Regions from separate parts of the Mus musculus genome. Here region 2 is linked to region 1. Evidence: chromatin loops called from intact Hi-C (ENCODE). Cell type or tissue: left cerebral cortex. All regions are shown on one strand.

What was found. Hi-C counts contacts between places; a loop is a spot of excess contacts. Peaks named below come from ENCODE experiments on the same cell type or tissue, not always from the same donor. Only the 100,000 strongest peaks of a DNase experiment are listed, where the experiment ranks them.
Region 2: a loop joins it to region 1, with 5 times the contacts of the local background. A loop is called at or near these places in 11 of 42 quality-filtered maps.

What each region holds. Positions count from the first base shown.
Region 1 is chr10:80,174,459-80,176,958 of GRCm38, forward strand. Fam174c (family with sequence similarity 174, member C) reads left to right here. Exons shown (of 3, transcript NM_027207.2): 3 at 359-661. The coding sequence ends at 359. Among named protein-coding and RNA genes, the nearest start is that of Fam174c, 2.8 kb to the left of the region's middle. In left cerebral cortex, CTCF peaks have their summits at 453 and 1,213 (motif pointing right); DNase peaks (open chromatin) are centred at 496 and 1,266; H3K27ac peaks cover 398 bases.
Region 2 is chr10:80,372,801-80,375,300 of GRCm38, forward strand. No RefSeq gene overlaps it. Among named protein-coding and RNA genes, the nearest start is that of Mex3d, 14 kb to the right of the region's middle. In left cerebral cortex, a CTCF peak has its summit at 1,509 (motif pointing left); DNase peaks (open chromatin) are centred at 97 and 1,497; H3K27ac peaks cover 475 bases.

The DNA.
Region 1 (2,500 bases):
TTTTGGAAGCTCTAATGGAAACAGATGTTGGAGGAAAGTGCCACACAGGGAATGTGGTACCACAGAGGGTAGAGCAGAACTGCAATGAGAACAAAGGTGGCTTCCTCAGGGTTCTGAGCAGAGTTGAGTGTCCTGTCCTGGTGATGGCTGCTATAGAGCCAAGACCACAATAGGCACTAGATCTGGCTTTCCAAGGGCCCTGGACACCAACTTTATCATCTTCTGTGGTCTCTTCTCCCTACCCTGGTGGACCTGCAAGGGACATCACCTTCTACAGGCTGGGCTGGGCTGGGTTGGAAGGAGGCCCAACCAGTCCCATCCTTCAATACCATATCTTGTCCTGTTCCTTCCCTTGCAGATGTTGAGATGGAGATGACAGGCTGCAAGGACAAGAGAAAACATGTAGTTCTGTGAGCTCTGATGTCAACCTTCCTGGACAGAGCCTGCACAGGCCCTAGGGGGCAGCATAGAGACCTCATTGAGACTAGCCCACAGACTGGAGGGCCCCAAGGCCAGGCTGATGTGGGCTGCTCCGTCAGCCTGCCTCCTGTAAGGGACAAGAGCATCCTCTGATAAGGTGTGATGGAGCAGGGGGCCTGAGGATCTCTGTGCGCCTTCCTGCTGCTTTGGCAACAATAAATGAAGAGTGGCTTTGTAGCTTATCTGAGACCTCCCCCTTGATGCCACACTCAGGTGTCCTGGTGAAGTGAATGAGGGTGTCATGCCTGGCTGCCCTGCCTAGGACAGGGCTCTCCTGTTCATGTCACTGTCCCTAGAGACTATTCTTTTTCTTTTTCTTTTTTTATAGTATAGAATAGAGTTTATTCGGGGCATGGGGAGGGGAGTTAAGAGGGTAGCAGAGGCAGAGAAAGGCAGAGAGAAGGAGAGAGTAGAGAAATGGGGCCTGGTCATGGCCATGTAGAGAGGGGGGGGAAGGGAATTAGGAGTAAGGGGGCAAGAGGCAAAAGAGAGGCAAGAGGGTAAGAGGGTAAGAGCGAGAGAGACTATTCCAAGGCTCCAGTTATGACACTCTGGCTCAGTGTATAGTCACTTACTGCAGTTTCTCAGGATCCTATGGGCTACAGCTCAGAATTAGCCAGTCACCTGCCTCTCTGGTGCTTAAATTTAGGGAAGAGGGATAGGGATGCTAAGTCACTTGCAGTTTGAGGTCTTAACCTCAGTTTTCCTCAGTGTTGAGTCCACACTGCTTGGTCATAACAACTAATTGCCACCAGGTGGCAGCCACATACCACCTAGCCTGCCTCCCAGCTCCCCCACCCCCGCCCCCGCCCCCAGTTACTCTGGGACCAGGTCTCCTCTATTGGTCCTCTTTCAGAACCCTCATAGTCGGAACTCCTTGTCCAGCTCCTGCCCTATAGGTGTCCAGACTTCTTCCACTTCCATACCCACTGATACTCCCACTGGTCTGAGCTGGGTCCCTGAGGCTGGCTGAGCCTACTTACTATGAGTGTTGGTGTCAGGCTGGGTGTGATGGAGAGCCAAGCCATAGCCCACCCTGTATGTCTCTATCTGCCCCCTTCAGTGGCTGGGTCTCTCCTCAGCCTGGGGTGCTCCCCGCAGGAAACCTCTGTTCTGCTTTCCCAACTTGTACCCAGGGGAATCCAGAGCTCCTGAGTCACAGGTCTGGGGTTCCTGTGCCCTGTTGGTCATTCCCCATCTTTGTGTTATGACTGCTGATATGGGCCTGGTTCTAGTCCCTGGAGCTGTGCCCCAGGCTCCTCAGCTCAGCCATTGCTGGAGCTTCAAAAGAGAGGGTGATTAGTCTAATGAGATCAGGAGAGACCCCAGCCCCCACCCCTGCTTCTGCTCCCAGGGAGGGTGGCCCCACCACCATCCGCAGTCACTGAACCCCAGCATTAGCAGGGGTAATTGGCAGTTCCATCAAGGTTAATGCACTATTAGCCAGTGCTCTTGCACAGCTGAAAGCTGGGAGAAGGGCCTGTCAGGCAAGATGGAAGGCCTTGGGCCCTGGCCAGCCTGTGAGTGCCCAAGGAGTGAGTGTGTGCCCCTGGGGTGAGGAGTGTGAGTGTGTGCACCTGGGGTGGCTCTCAGCACACACACAGCAGGGCCAGGGGCTTGAACTCAGAATGCTGTTGCCACCTGTACCCATCCTGAATCTGAGCCTTGGACTGGCAGAAAGGCTCAGCAGGTGAAGCCACATGCTGCCAAGCCGGAGTTTGATCCCTGGACCCACGTGGTTGAAGGAGAGAACAAACTCCTGTAAATTGCCTTCAGAGTGCCACACCACAATACAGGAAAAAAATAAACTGTCCCCCGAAGCATCATCCCCCCAATATGGGCAAACCAAGCCTCTTGGTGCTCCCCTCGCCCCCAAAGAGCTAGCTGTCAGCTGCTCCATTGGGGACATGGGGGCAAGTGCATGTCACAGACCAGTCACATCTTCTTTGGAAGTCAAGAGTTGACAGCTGCGACCCTACATGGATGGAGTTCCACAAAGGGAAGGCAGGCCAGGGTACTC
Region 2 (2,500 bases), 200 kb after region 1:
GCCTTTGCATCTCCAACACCCACATAACCAGCCTGGATCTCCATCCCAGTGTGGGGAGGAGACAGGGAGCTCTGGGATTTGCTGCCTCCAGCCCAGCTGTAGATTCAGGGAGAGGCCCCGACACAGGCAGGGATGTGCAGAGTGGTGGGTAGTGCCTGATCTCCTCTCCTGGCTCCTCTTCAGGCCTCGCAGATGGAGAAACCTCCAGGCAGTCTTGTGATCACTGGGGAAACATGAAGAGCACAGCTTCCAGATGGCTCAGCGGTTAAGAGCACTGACTGCTCTTCCTAGAGTTCCTGAGTTCAATTCCCAGCAACCACATGGTGGCTCACATTGGAATCTGATGCCCTGTTCTGGTGTGTCCGAAGACACAGACCGACAGTGTATTCATATAAAAGAAATAAATATCTTGCCAGGCAGTGGTGGCACATGCCTTTAACCCCAGCACTTGGGAGGCAGAGGCAGGAGGATTTCTGAGTTTGAGGCCAGCCTGGTCTACAGAGTGAGTTCCAGGACAGCCTGGGCTACACAGAGAAACCCTGTCTTGAAACAAAACAAATAAACAAACAAACAAGAAAGAAATGTCTTTTTAAAAGAGCATGCCATCCTTTCTAGAAGACCCAGGTTCAGTTCCTAGCACGTGGAGGCTCACAACCATCTGTGACTCCAAGGGATTCACCACCCCCTTCTGGACATCATGGCCCAGAGCATACAGGAAAACACTCATACAAATCTTTAAAACCAGGACCTAGACAGTGCTGGCGCATGCCTTTAATCCCAGAAGGCAGAGGCAACAAAGTTCCAGGACAGCCAGGGCTACACAGAAACCCTGTTTCAAAAACAAACAGGAACCGGGCATGGTGGTGCATGCCTTTAATTCCAGCACTTGGGAGGCAGAGGCAGGTGGATCTCTGAGTTCGAGGCCAGCCTGGTCTACAGAGTGAGTTCCAGGACAGCCAGGGCTACACAGAGAAACCCTGTCTCGAAAAAGAAAAAAAAGGAAAGAAAAAACAAAAAAAAAAAAAAGGAAGGAAGGAAAGAGGGAGGGAGGAAGGAAAGAAAAGGAAGTGACAAAAATCTTCTGTAAGTCCAGGGATCCAGCTGGGTGGTTCTGCCCTTCCAAGAACACTTTGGGGACATTTGGGCTGTCAGGACTCAGGGGGTTCCCACATGGAGTGAGTAGAGGCCAGGGTCAGCGCTTAGCACTCTGTAGGGCCCAGGATATCGAAGACAACAACCTGCAATAGTGTCCCCTAGCTCAGGAGGACAAAACTCTGCATTGAAAAAGAAGAAAGAAAGAAAGAAAGAAAGAAAGAAAGAAAGAAAGAAAGAAAGAAAGAAAGAAAGAAAGAAAGAAGGAAAGAAAGAAGGAAAGAAAGAAAAGCAAAGGCGCAGAGGGTGAAGAAGCGCCCTGCTAAGCCACCCCCACAACCTGCACGGACTAGGTAGCGGACTAGGGTAGCTCCCAACTGGCGGTCACTCTGGTTCCAGGGGCTCTGTCGCCATCTTCTGGCTTCTGTAGGAAGTGTATCACACAGATCATACACATACTGAAAAGCACTCAGGCATGTAAAAACTCAGAAATTTGCCTGCCTCTGCCTCCCAACTGCTGGGATTAAAGGTGACTTTGTGGCATGAGGGGAGATTTTTTTTCTTTTTTTTTTTTCTTTTTTTTTGATTTTTTGAGACAGGGTTTCTCTGTGTGGCCCTAGCTGTCCTGGAACTCACTCTATAGACCAGGCCGGCCTTCTTCTTTTTTTAAAAATTTTGTTTATTTTATGTATATAAATACACTGTAGCTTTCTTCAGACACACCAGAAGAGGGAATCAGATCTCATTACAGATGGTTGTGAGTCACCATTTGGTTGCTGGGAACTGAACTCAGGACCTCTGGAAGACCAGTGGGTGCTCTTAACCACTGAGCCATCTCTGCAGCTCTGAGATTTTTTTTTTTTTGAGACAGGGTTTCTCTGTGTAGCCCTGGCTGTCCTGGAACTCACTTTGTAGACCAGGTTGTCCTCAAACTCAGAGATCCACCTGCCTCTGCCTCCCAAGTGCTGGGATTAAAGATTTTTTTTTTAATGGCAGTTTTACAAATGTCTGGCGGTTGAGGGGGAGAGAGGGTGAATTAGAAGCCACAGTTTCCCCCTCTGTACAGTGAAGTCACTGATACCTCTAAGTAGTAGATGACCTTGAACCTCCAACCCTCTGACTTCCATCTCTCCAGTGCAGGGATCACAAGCGTGTGCCACCACACAGGGCTTCGGAGGTTCTGGGAATGGAACTCATGGTTTTGTGCTGGGTAAGCTCTGCAGTTGCTGCCCTGGCCCTGTTGGTGAGCATTGTCATTGATGTGGGCTAACATGCATGTCGGTCAGAGGGTAGGGAGCAGGACCCAGTTCTCTCCCATCACGTGGGTTCTGGGAACCTAACTCGGGTGCCCCTGAGCCATTGTGATGAATCAGTTTTCTTTGTTTGCTTTTTGAGACCAAGTTTTTCT